4 separate regions of the Homo sapiens genome follow, and regions 2, 3 and 4 are each linked to region 1. The links are chromatin contacts, found by Hi-C or POLR2A ChIA-PET in ENCODE. All regions are on one chromosome and are shown on one strand. Each heading gives the region's core, a stretch centred on a gene start or an enhancer-like site at or near the end of the contact. The rest is flanking DNA. Distances are from core to core; before and after follow the strand shown. Region 1 holds the start of PGR (progesterone receptor). Region 2 holds the start of TRPC6 (transient receptor potential cation channel subfamily C member 6). Region 3 holds the start of ARHGAP42 (Rho GTPase activating protein 42). Region 4 has its middle 110 kb from the start of MIR3920.

Region 1 (3,094 bases), core at 1-2,500:
ACCCGGACCGGCTCATGAGCGGGGACAACACCCGCTGGGTGGCGGGGGCAGCCGGTGGATCTTCGGGAAGTTCGGGGCCAAACAGGCACCAAGAGCTGGTGACCTCGCAGGCGGGAGGGCTGGGTTGGCTCTGCCCGGGACCTGAGGGCGCCAACAGAGTGTCCAAGACACTGTCCAGCAGTCCGCTGTCCTTTTCTGGGGGACTAGAACTGCTGCCTCCAGCACCCCTTGTAGCTTCAGCTCTGGAATATGCGCCCTCCACGTCCGACAGCGACTGCTGGTCCTGCGTCTTTTCGTCGGAGGGGTCCTGTCCCTGGCAGGGCCGAGGGAAGAGTAGCCCGTCCAGGGAGATAGGTATGGCCGAAACTTCAGGCAAGGTGTCCGAGGTCTGGCTCCCCGGGAACGGACCTGCGGCTGGGCGACACAGCAGTGGGGATCCGACCTCGGGGGAGGGCGGGCCGCCCGCCACGTGGGGAGCCCGGGGACCCTTTGCCTTCAGCTCAGTCATGACGACTGGACTCCCCTTTTCTCCTCCCCCGTCTCCAGGAGGAGGGAAAAGGGAAGGAGGAGGGGGTTTCGGGAATATAGGGGCAGAGGGAGGAGAAAGTGGGTGTTGAATGTGGCTGGACCGGAGGGATCTCCACCTCCTGGGTCGGGGGCGGGGGAGGGCGGCGCTGGTCAGCTCCTGCCCTTGGCCTCCATCCTGTCGTCAGGGGAACTGTGGCTGTCGTTTGTCCCAGCGAGCGGCAAGTGGGGAGCGCAAGAAAAAGTAGTAATTGTTAGGAGATCTCGTCTCCTAACTCGGGGAGTTCTCCAAGAGAGTTCTCCAACTTCTGTCCGAGGACTGGAGACGCAGAGTACTCACAAGTCCGGCACTTGAGTGGCTGCGGCTGCGACGGCAATTTAGTGACACGCGGCTCCTTTATCTCCCGACTTTTTCTCTGGCATCAAACTCGTGCATGCTGTGAAGCTCTCAGTCCCTCGCTGAGTTCCACTGCCCCCTCACTAAAACCCTGGGGCTAGTCGGACCTCTCGGTACAGCCCATTCCCAGGAAGGGTCGGACTTCTGCTGGCTCCGTACTGCGGGCGACAGTCATCTCCGAAGATCTCAGATCCCAGTAGTGCGGGAGCACTAGCCGCCTCGGGTTGTAGATTTCACTCAAATGACAAGTGAAGCTAGTTCTCATTGAGAATGCCACCCACACGCACAAATACAACAAGGCTTACCCCGATTAGTGACAGCTGTGGACTGGCCAGACAGCTTTCTAACAACGCCTCCTCCTCTAGGGAGGCCCCGCCCAAAGCCCCTCCCTACCCCAATTACCGGTAGGATCTGAAACTCTGGAGTTGGCATTTCCACCCGTTATTCTGAATGCTACTCTCAATAGCAGGTTCTTTGGGATGGAACCTCATAAGCATATTACGTTTTGTTTTGCAAATTAAGAATTATGCCCTATCTAATTGGAAAAATGAATAGATTCTATCAGAAGTAGAATTTTTGTCACCATTTTAAGATTTCAGTTTTGTAAAGATTTAACACAGAGGAAGACATTTGGCTACATTATCTTTTAAAATAATAAATGTATCAAGGACGATACTAAATAAGAGATTCTCTCCCTTATGAGTTCCATAAAAGTGAATGCTTTCAAGTTTCTCCTGCTGCGACCAACATGTCCTGCTCCTCTTGAGTATCCTCAGCGTGACAAAGAAATTTGGGAGTGGGAGATGGTAACACCTCTGTATCTATGATGGAAGTTTGGATGTTGTGTGCCACACTTCGATTTGTCTTAAGGAATGTGTTCCAATTTTTAGTAAATAGCACTTTAAGGAAAGTTTCCTTTAGCTCCAGCTTATACAGTGTGCTACATCATAACATCCTCAGTAGAGATGTTGAACAGTACTTTTTACCCTAAATATTCTTAGTCTGAAAAGTAATTATCTTTGAGCTTATAAAATGGATCCCCGCTAAATTCATGAAGTCAGTAGAAAAAGGGAAGAATATTGCAATATATATTTTAGATACACAGTCATAAACTGTATTTGACCCAAGACCATTGGGTATTTTAACATCATCTTAAATATACCTTGTTCAAAACAGAGTGAATGATTTGCAAATTTTCTTGTAGGACCTCAAGGTCTAGCTGTGCTAATGACTCATAGTTTATCTCAACCATGTATAAAGAATGCAGAAGACTCCAGAAGGTGGGGGAGCCACTAGAGGTAAGGAGCCTGGACCCCTCGATCATCTGGGGAGGGGCTATATGAGTGAGAAACAAACCTTTATCATGTTAGGTTACTAGGATTTGGAGTTGGTTGTTCTAGTAAATAGTTTACTCTGATTAATTTTAGATATGTGGAAGTTAGGCAGATAGAGGAAAGGTAAAGAGAATTCTGGGAAGCAGGTATAGAATGTTCACCGGGCATCAAATGGCAGGATATAATATGGCAACTGCAAGGGGACCATTATGAATAGAACAGGAGCAAGTGTGGGCACAGAAGTATATGAGACTAGAGAAGTAAACTAATTTATTAATATCATTATTGTTGTTTTCAGGCTTTCTCTTTCCAGCCTATCTTAAAACAGTTACCATGCTTTATTGAGGTGTAATTCCAGTATCATACAGCTCACTCAAAGTATCAGTTCATTGATTTTTCATGTACTCAGAGTTGTGCAACCATCAGCACTATTAATTTTGTAACATGAGTATGACTCTAAAATCTCAATACCCACTAGCAGTTATTCCACATTTCCGCCTAAATCTCCCAGCAGCCACTAATATGCTTTTTGTACCTGTGATTTGGCTATTTTGGATCAAGGTTCATCCATGTTCCACATGAATCAGTACTTCACTCCTTCACTCCTTTTTATTGACAAATAATATTTCATTGTATGGATAAACCACATTTTATTTATCCATCTCTATCAGTTGTTGGACATTTGGGTTGTTTACACCTTTTGGCTACCATGAAAAATCCTGCTAATGAACATTCATGTACAAGTTTTTGTGCAGCGTATATTTTCCTTTCTCCTGGATATATGCATAGGAGTGGAATTGCTGGTTCATATGGCAACTCTAGGTGTGGTCTTTGGAGT
Region 2 (3,094 bases), core at 419-2,918, 450 kb after region 1:
CCCTCCAACTAAAGCTGTTTATAGAGCTGAGAACCTCGGGAAACCGCTTGCGGGTGGATGTGACAAGTCAGGAAACTTGACTACCCAATCACCCAAAGGGGCAATGGGACAGAAATGCTATCTGCCCGCTGCACATGTGGTCACAGCGGTGTCGGGGAAGCGGAGTCTTTTCTTCTGGAGTCCACTCTGCTTACTCCCTACCTCCCCTCCCGCCACCCACCCAGCTAAAAAAAAAAATACCCTAGATTCATAAACAAAAGCTTGCAGTTACCCACAGCCCAATACAAACGACCCGACGCCCTCACTTCTATAGCCCGTGAGTCTCCCAGCCCCTAACAGGCTCGTCTCCCCAGACGCCCCGGGTGAAAAGGTTCGCGCCGCCGGTGGAGAGTCCTATTGGTTCTATTTCTGTCTTCACTCCAAGGCCCCAGGACCGGGGAGAGGTCCTGGTCTAACTTTGGCTGTCCCACGGTCCAAGGACCTCAGCGCTCAGCCCGAAACGCTAAGCCAAGCGTGGAGACCGCCGGGCGCACCCAGCACCCAGGCAGCTCCAACCCTTGGAGTTCTAGTCATCTCTCCCCCACATAGGCTAAGAGTCACCCGGGCGCACATCTGAATCAGCCCCCTGTTCAGATCCCGCCTGTTACGTAGCGATCCTGTCTCTTGTAGAGCGCAGGATGAAGGGGTCTGGAGAAATCGACCACCCATCTAATCACCTGCAATGGTGGTGTTACTATGCGGTCTCACTCTCGTGGGCAAACATATCCATGCGTACCTACGAGGAGCAAACCTAGACAACCCCGCCTCCCCCACTCCCCGCGCGCCCCTCCACTCACTCAGGTCCCAGCCCTGGCTCTCGCGGACCTCCCAGCACCGTCCTAGGAGGTACACACGCGGGTTCAGGACGCGCGCGGACGGACTCGGCCACTCCTGCGAGCGCACAACCTCCCTCCGCGCAGCCCGCGCCCGATCCGCCCCGCGTCGCCGGCACTCACAAGCAGGGGTAGTAGCCGTAGCAAGGCAGCGGGGCTTGCGGGCAGCCGTCTTCTCCCAGCTCCGAGTCCATGAGCAGATAGTCCTGGCTCTCGTTGCGCCGCGCAGCGGCTCCGGCAGCGCCCCGGGGAGAACTGCCCCTCCGGGGCCCGAACGCCGGGCTCTGGCTCATGGCGGGAACGCCCGACTGGCCTGGGCCCCGCTCCCGGGGGAGCCGAGTGGGCAGTTCCAGCGGGGACCCGGTGCGGAGGGTTCGCGTCAGCGGCCGAACTGGACCTGGGCAGACCGGTGCCCAGGGGACGACGGTGAAGCAGGGGGTGCAGACGCCCGCCGCAAGTGGCTCGCCCACTGGCCCGGGGAAAAGTCACCACTTAAGGGGGTGCAAAGAGGATCTTGACCTGAGCAGGTCAGGCCGAGGAGACCCCGCGAGGATGCGTCTGGGGCGCCCGGGCAGAGAGGGCACAGGCGGGGCCGCTGGTGGTAGCGAAGCGTAAGAGCGGAGAGCAAGGGAGACGGAGCTGAAGAGTTACTATGTCAACAGAGACTCTCCAGCCCTCAGCTCCCGCCTTCATCCCCCGCACTCTCCGTCAAGATCCCCACCTTTAAAGGGATCCGAGCGACGTTCTAGAAAGCAGCCAAAGCCTGTCCTGTAGCCACAACTTTCAGGAGGCGGTATGAGCCTGAACTAGGAGGAGCCAGGCACGCACTCTTTTTTTCCCCTCCACTATTTAGTTGGCTCATTTAGTAAGGATACCAACTGCGGACTTCGTAGGAAGCTTCCTTTAAGAACCACTCTCAAAGAGCCAAGGAAACCTGTTCCTTAAAAGGGACACGAGCCTCTTCTTTCTCCAGACTGCCTTCATTTTCTTTGGTCATTTTCTCTCTTACCCTCAACTCATAAAGTTATTATGACTCTGCTTTAAAAATGAACAACGTTCTATGTTCCAAACGCCAGATGTTCCCAGTTCCTGAGAAAACCAACAAAAATAGGCAAGCATTTTCCAATGATACCGATAAAGAGGCCAACAACCTGCTTACTTCAGAGAAAAAATTTTCCTTCCGTCACTGCGAATGCAAGAATGATTTCTCTGCCAGATGTTTCCCACGTTTCCAAGCTGTTTTATTTTTAAGACTTAGTTTTAAATTCTGATTAATATGCATACGTGTGAGAAGTAAAAACTTGTCAACAAGGATGAATCAGTATTTGTAGACCTTTAAGCAGTAGTAGCCAATTAAGAATCCATTCATTAAGTCAACAAATATTTAATGAATGCCAACTGCGTTTCAAATCATTTCAGAATTCGGAGGCAAAGAAGCAGATGAGGCACCTGTCTGCCCTCATAGAGCTTTCGTGGCAGAAAGGGGGACCAATTAAATAAGCAAATGAAAAAATATCAAGGACAAATGCTACAATGAAAATAAAACAGGTTGATGTGATGGCAGCTGGTGAATGACTACTTCAGATGAGATGGTTAAAAGAGGCCCCTCCAAGGAGGTGCTCGTTAAGTTGAGACATGCATGGCAAGCAGCCAGCCATGAAAAGATCAGAGGCCCATTGCAATTGGATGAAAGAAAGCCAGACTGAAATCTGTCTGCAAAGGTGCCTTTGCTTCCCATGAACAGGTGGACAACAAAATGAATGTTGGAAGTGTGGGAAAATGCAATTGATTTGATAGAAGGGAAAAGAGCTCACACATTTAGAAACTTCTGAGTTTGCCTTTAAATTTAGAACTGAAACTCAGAGAGAGCAGAAACCACTGTGTCCTGAGGATCCAGCTTCGTATTTGACACAGGTGTGTAGGGTGCATGCATGCATGCTTGGGTGGGTGAGTGGGTGGGTGGGTGGATGGATGGATGGATGGACGGATGGATGGATGGATGGATGGAAGGAATATAGAAAAAATAAGAAAATGCTCTTGGCCCTGGAAAGAACATTTTCCCTGGGGAAACAAACAACCTGCATCATTCTGAAGTCTGTTCTTTCTGATTTAACAGCCTTCCTTTTTGATCTTTCAACATGTGGAGCCATGATTTAAAATTCTTATAATTTTCTAGTTACTATACCTAGCAATAAGATATTCTTCCTAAAATTTGTTTGTGG
Region 3 (3,094 bases), core at 204-2,703, 440 kb before region 1:
GTGTTTTGAGATGGAGTCGTTCTGTCACTCAGGCTGGAGTGCGGTGGAGTAATCTCGTAATCTCGGCTCATGGCAATCGCCGCCTCCCGGATTCCAGTGACTCTCCTGCCTCAGCCTCCCAAGTAGCTGGGACTACAGGCGTGCGCCACCAGGCCCAGCTAATTTTTGTATTTTTTAGTAGAAACTGGGTTTCACCGTGTTGGCCAGTATGGTCTCCAACTCCTGACCTCAAGTGATTCTCCTGCATCAGCCTCCCAGAATGCTGGTATTACAGGCGTTAAGTCACTGCGCCTGGCCCATACTGTTTACATTATCTTATCTGTTTTAGGTTTACATGTTATTTTTAATGTTCCTGTACATTTAAAAAATTGAAACCAAGAATCTTGACTGGCTCTGAAACTTAATTGGGAAAAATGTAAAGCACTTTAGTGGAATTTTTCCCATGATCTGTAGAATAGTTTTTAAACAGATGGTTCATATGGACAAAGCAATGAAAATGCAGAAATTAAAAGCAGATCCTTAAGAACAATATCCGAGTTCTCAGAAATCCTATAGATGATGTCAGGACGAGATGTAAAGCAGTCGTTTCTTTTGCTGTCAAGGTTTTAAGAGAACAGAAATTTATTAGGTGAACCTCCACCGGAGGAAGGATAAAGCCTGTGGGTAGGAGTTAACTATTTATTTCAAACTCCAGTCCACTTCAACAATTTGAAAATTTTCCCGCTCCTAGGACAATTCCATCCAGGTGCCAATAGGAGATACTACTATTGTGATGCAAATAGGTATTCTACTAGAAGTAGGAGCACGTAAGCAGAGTGAGGATGACTTGAAAAATCGTCCCACCTTCCCAGCTATGGAGTGGGGGCAGGGGGAAGAAACACCTCCAGGCTGGATCATTGAAGCTGAGGGGTGGGAGAGCGACGGGACAATTTTTCAACGTGGAATTCAAATGCATTCGGTGGGGAAGTGTGAAGTAAAATCTAAACGAACGCTAGACAGTAGTATCTTCCATCTACGCTTCAAAATACTCAGACTTTAGGGAAACTTAACGTTGGTTTTTCTCCCAGAGAATTGTAGGGAGTGGGTGGAGGGGACACTGTTAGGGGAGGTATATTGGGAGTCAGATCCTTTTGTGGAGCGAGGGACCCCGAAGTGTCACCAAGGGCTAGCCGAAACCAGGGGCCCAAGAGGGGACAGGGCTAACACCCCAGCCAAGGCCGGAGCGCAAGCGCGGGGCTGCAGCGCGGGGAGCCCTGGAGCCCAGTGCGGGCGGACGGGTGGGGCAGGAGGGCAAAGGGGCGAAGGGGCGGGGTGGCGCTGGGTGGGAGCGCGGCGGCGGGGAGGAGGGTCTGGGAGCCCGGGTGCGATTTGCAAGCGCTCTGAGCCTGCGTCCGCCGAGGGGGAGGGTTTCCCCAGCCCGGCCGGAGTTGCGGCTGTGCGCTGCTTCTGGCTCACAACGCCGACGACTGTCAAGAGAGTTGGGGAGTGGAACTGCCGGAAGTGTCTGCGCGCCGTGAGAGAAACTTTCCTGCTCCGGCCGCGGCCCGGAGCCTCGCCGCCCCCGCGTTCCGAACGACGATGCGTCCAGATGACAACAACCTGAGGGGACTCGCGCCTCGGCCCGCCGCCCGCGCCTGCGCTCGCCTAGCCTCGGGGGAGGAAGACTGAGCCCGGCGCAGGCGGCGCGGCGCTCGGGGCCCGTTTCCTCCGCGCAATCAGTCCCCTCGCGTCCCGGCGCCTTCCCCGCGATCGCGCGACCCCAGCGCCCGCCGCGGCCGCCGGCTGCCCCCGCCCTGACCTCCGGCCCGGACGTGTCCGCGGCCGCCGCTGGCAGCGCCTGTGCCATGGGGCTGCCCACTCTGGAGTTCAGCGATTCCTACTTGGACAGCCCAGATTTCAGGGAGCGCTTGCAGTGTCACGAGATTGAGCTGGAGCGAACCAACAAGTTCATCAAGGAGCTCATTAAGGACGGCTCTCTGCTCATTGGGGCGTTGAGGAGTAAGTAGGGCTGGCGGGGGAGTGGACACCCGCATCTGGAGAGTCCCCGCGGGGTGCGGGTCCGAAGGGTGGGTTGGAGGAGTCGGAGCTTCTTTTGTTTGAATGGATTTGGGGACAAAAGCTGAAGAGCTCCCCTGCTGGTGGCCAACAAAGTTTGTTCTTGAGGTGTTCTTTACTTACTCACATGTCTACAGGGATGGGGAAAGTTCTCTACAGGGCACTGGAATATATCCTGAGGAAAGTCGTTCAAAGTCATCTCGTTGTGTAATGCTCCTAGGAAGATGTTGGGGACTTTAATTTTTTTTTTTTAATTTATTGTGTCTATTAATAGTTTGAACTAAAAAAGCCCTTAAGGGGGGAATCAAGAGTTTGTCTTAAAGATAAAATTAGGCTAGTTTAGTGATATTGAAAGAAAATTATTAATGTCTCTCATACGTCAGTGGCTCTTCATTGGACACAGTCATTGAGTTGGCTTTTTAAAAAGCATACATTTGCAGTTTTGCCATTTTGTAAGATAATGGAAGACAGCAAGGCACCAGTGCATTTTAACTCTGCAAGTTTTCTGTGCGTCTTAGTTTTGGTTTGCATTGTGTGGGTGTTGGGTGTGTCATTGGGATGAAAGTTAAGGGGTTAAAGGCCAATCAGAACTTTTGATGATCTGTAGAATATAAAGACTGTTATAGTCTATAATATAGGGCTTCTTCCACCTCCTTTCCCATACACCTCTTGATCAAATTTTCCTTCCTCCTTTTATCCTCTGGATCTTAGCTTTCAATTCCTAAGACCTAAGAGTATCTGAAACTGAAGAGTTTCTCTTACAGAGAATTGAGCACAATTACATGATATGGCTTGTTACCTTTCCCAGGAGGTATTTGCATCTTTTAAAAAATTTATTTTTATTTATTTATGTATTTATTTATTTTCCATCTTCAAAGGAGCCTGTGAAAAGTATTTGCATCTTAATAGAGGCTTCTGGATGTTTTAGCTACTGAAATGAAGCCGTGGAATCTCTGGTCACTTAAAGCTGGGTGAGTGAGGTACTTTCAAAAGGTAGAGAGACCTTTGGGTGATCTAGTTACCCCCAGGACATATATGG
Region 4 (3,094 bases), core at 263-2,762, 280 kb after region 1:
CTACTCTCTTAGCAAATTTCATATGCTGTAAATGAGTGAAGTAACCAAGGCAAAGCAAGCTGAGGTGACAACTAAGAACTAGGACTTAAATGAACTTAAGTAGTCTACAGCAAAAGAGCCTGGTGGTGGAGAACACTGACATTGGAATCCGACACTTAGTTTTAAATCATGCCTCTGTTATTTATTAGCTGTCAGAAAACCGGCAAGCTTCTTAACAACTCTATGCTTTGGTTCAAATAGGGATAATCATATACCTATTTAAAGGATTATATGAGGATTCACTAAAACATTATCTACAGATATTATTAATTATAATTATTAGTCCCCCCTTCATCATTCTTTCCAGTTCATTTGTTCTGCAAACAAACAGTCCTGCTGCAGAATGTAGCTTCAATCCAGCTGCTGGCAAGAGGTATCTTTCCAGCTCCCAGGGTGCCTCATGCAGGTATTTTTATGGTTACTGCAGAACACATTAACAAGTAATAGTGCTGTTTTCCTCTGAAACTACATCTCAAAGTGAGAATGGTACTCGTTCTGCCTTAAGCTTAGATCAATGTGGACACAACTTCCAGTATTGATGATTGCAAAAGTGAGTCTTAGATTCTCATTGCCTGCTAACGAAGATATATTCTGTAAGTATGCAAGTCCTTCTGTATAGTTCTTTTCCAAATTCTTATACATGTCACCTTCCAAAGGAGTAAGTCTTCGACCACAGGCAATTGTGGTCTCTGTACTTGCAAAAAAAACGAAACGAGGCTCCTTGATAAGGTTAGCCATGAGAAGCAAGAAGTCATGATCATAGAGCTGGCAGACAGCAGGGACCAGATCTGTAGCAGCATCTAGAGCAGTGGTGGGACTGGGAAGAGTGGGGCTTGCAGAAGATCCCTAAGGCAGCACTGAGGAAACCATTTTTAAAGCACCTGCATCAAGGTGGGGAGTCGGATGGAGTTTGAGGGCTTAAAAGGGGAGGGGGGCTGGGGTGGTGGTGAAGTGTCTTAGTTGTTCAGGCTGCTGTAACAAAATACCATAAACTGGGTGGCTTAGAAACAACAGAAATTTATTTCTCACAGAGAAATAAACGGAGGCTGGAAAGTCCAAACTCAAGACACTGGCAGATTTTGTGTCGGGTGAGGGCTCACTTTCTGGTTCTTAGATAATGCCCTCTCCCTGCATCCTTACATGGCAAAAGGGGTGAGAGATCAGTCTGGGGTCCCTTTTATAAGGGAACTAATCTCATTCATGAAAGTTCTTCCCTCATGACATAATCATTTCCCCAAAATCCCACCTCCTAATACCATCACCTTCAGAGTTAGGATTTCCCCATATGAATTTTGAAAGGACACAGGCATTCACTCTATAGTATAGACTGTCAAAATCTGAACACCCAAATAATACTTGTGCAGGAGTCGGCAGCTGCCTCTTAGCCTGTGTATGGCTCCGGTCTCTAAAACAATCTTAAAAGTGTCTCAGGCTCACAGAGAAGTCCAAGGTTGGTAAGACTTCCAGGACCTTATGTGGGCTGTTTCAAAACCAGGAGGAATGTAGCAGGCTTGCCAAGGGATGAGCTGCCTTTCCTCTAAGGAGGAGAGAACAGTTCTTTATTCTTTCTTTCTCCCACAGCAAAATGAAAGCATACCCAGGGCCATGGAGACCTGTTCTCTAGGACACCCTGACCTTTCCCATTCCAGTTTAGGCTTAAGGGGCAGAATCTGCCACTTAAGCCATATATCTAGTTTGTGAAATTGTTTTGCATTCAAGTTCCTAGAAAATACCATGTAGTTCACTCGTACTTTTTTAAAAGCTTCTCGTTTAAGATTTGATTAATGCAAATGTTTGGATTTGAGAAAAAAATGATTTTGAAAGACAAAATTTAGAGGACAGTGTTCCTTTGTTTAATTATTTAATATCTTCTTCAGTGACTTGTCAACACATATATGTAAAATTGGGTTTAATTCTTAATCATAATTCCCTTTGTATTCAAAGTCAAAACTAAAGATAGCTAAAGCATTCTAGAAGATTTAATGTATTTAAGTTCAAGAAATGGTTTCCTGTCAAATGCTGACTTTGGTGACAGTGAGGCTCTATTTATGTCAAAATAAATTTTAGAAGAACAATGCCAGATTAAAAATTTGGTCAAAGTGAATAATTTAATTAAAAATAATCAAAGCTATCATTCTACTTTTTATAAACGGTAACACAAGATAAAGAACAAAGTTTAAAAAAATTCACATGTTAATAAAGCCATATCATTGCAGCTGAACATGTTGACAGCAAACCCCAAATGTCTCATGTTTGTCAGTTAGTTTTTGCTAAATTACACATTTTTCCAGAGTCATCACACACCAGCATTCAGAATCAACAAGTGTTTCCAACACCCAGTATGTGCTAGAAAATTTATCAAGGATGCTTACCTATTTTATCACACGTAATTCCCACCATAAACGTTTAGAATTGCCTTTATTCCCATTGTAACCTTTGAGTCACATAACTTGGTACATGCCAATTAGCCTGTCTTAGACAAGGATTTGCTTTTGTTTTTCTTTTCCCTCTGTGGATAAAATCCAAGGCAGACATGAGCAGTAGTTCTCAACTTAGAGTGATTTTTACCCCACAGGGGACATTTGACATTGTCTGTAGACATTTTTATTCTCACAATAAGAGGGTGCTACTAGTGTCTAATGGGTAGAGTCTAAGGATGCTGCTAAACATCCCATGATGCACAGGGAAATTCCTCACAATAGTGAATTATTCATCCAAAAATGTTAACAGTGCCGAGGTTGAGAAACCTTGGGCAAAAAAATTGAATTGGGTAACTACATCACAAAAGATGAGTCTTAGGTGAGCAGTAAACATGAATTCAACTCAGTTGAAAGAACAGAAGCATTTTAAAACTGGATATTAATTTTAACTCATCTACTTTTTGGCATTCCAAAGGCTTTTATTTTTCAGTAGCAGTTAGCACAGATTTTCATTTATTCATTATTTATTATACACTGGTGTGTGCCAAATATCACCCATGAAGACATAAAAATAAATAAGGCATGGCTGCTGTCCTTAGGAAGTTCAAACTCACTTGAGGGGATGCTGACCGAAA

The links. A loop is a pair of places that touch in the nucleus more often than their neighbours do. ChIA-PET counts read pairs that join two places held with the same protein, here RNA polymerase II (POLR2A). Pooled maps may share reads with other maps.
Region 2: a loop to region 1 is called in a map of sigmoid colon, with 3 times the contacts of the local background. The contact joins the promoter of TRPC6 here to the promoter of PGR in region 1. A Hi-C loop is called at or near these places in 1 of 168 maps with a recorded cell type or tissue (sigmoid colon).
Region 3: a map of tibial artery shows a loop between it and region 1 (4-fold over the local background). The contact joins the promoter of ARHGAP42 here to the promoter of PGR in region 1. A Hi-C loop is called at or near these places in 2 of 168 maps with a recorded cell type or tissue (tibial artery and vagina) and 5 of 50 pooled maps.
Region 4: a loop to region 1 is called in a map of sigmoid colon, with 2.7 times the contacts of the local background. The contact joins the enhancer-like site here to the promoter of PGR in region 1. A Hi-C loop is called at or near these places in 1 of 168 maps with a recorded cell type or tissue (sigmoid colon) and 1 of 50 pooled maps. POLR2A ChIA-PET finds 5 or more read pairs at or near these places in 1 of 52 experiments (WTC11).

What each region holds. Positions count from the first base shown.
Region 1 is chr11:101,128,563-101,131,656 of GRCh38, forward strand. PGR (progesterone receptor) reads right to left here and starts at 1,251. Exons shown (of 8, transcript NM_000926.4): 1 at 1-1,251. The coding sequence starts at 508. It also overlaps PGR-AS1.
Region 2 is chr11:101,582,339-101,585,432 of GRCh38, forward strand. It overlaps TRPC6 (transient receptor potential cation channel subfamily C member 6), which reads right to left and starts at 1,669. Exons shown (of 13, transcript NM_004621.6): 1 at 996-1,669. The coding sequence starts at 1,165.
Region 3 is chr11:100,685,835-100,688,928 of GRCh38, forward strand. It overlaps ARHGAP42 (Rho GTPase activating protein 42), which reads left to right and starts at 1,454. Exons shown (of 24, transcript NM_152432.4): 1 at 1,454-1,998. The coding sequence starts at 1,845. It overlaps ARHGAP42-AS1 (ARHGAP42 antisense RNA 1), which reads right to left and starts at 2,121. Exons shown (of 2, transcript NR_133571.1): 1 at 1,799-2,121. RefSeq lists silencers at 824-1,118, 1,169-1,358, 1,659-1,828 and enhancers at 1,055-1,765, 1,479-1,528, 1,849-2,218.
Region 4 is chr11:101,405,984-101,409,077 of GRCh38, forward strand. No RefSeq gene overlaps it. Among named protein-coding and RNA genes, the nearest start is that of MIR3920, 110 kb to the right of the region's middle. Within about 2 kb of position 1,513, at least 3 of the 41 ENCODE cell types and tissues checked have a DNase peak (open chromatin) inside an H3K27ac peak, as active enhancers do.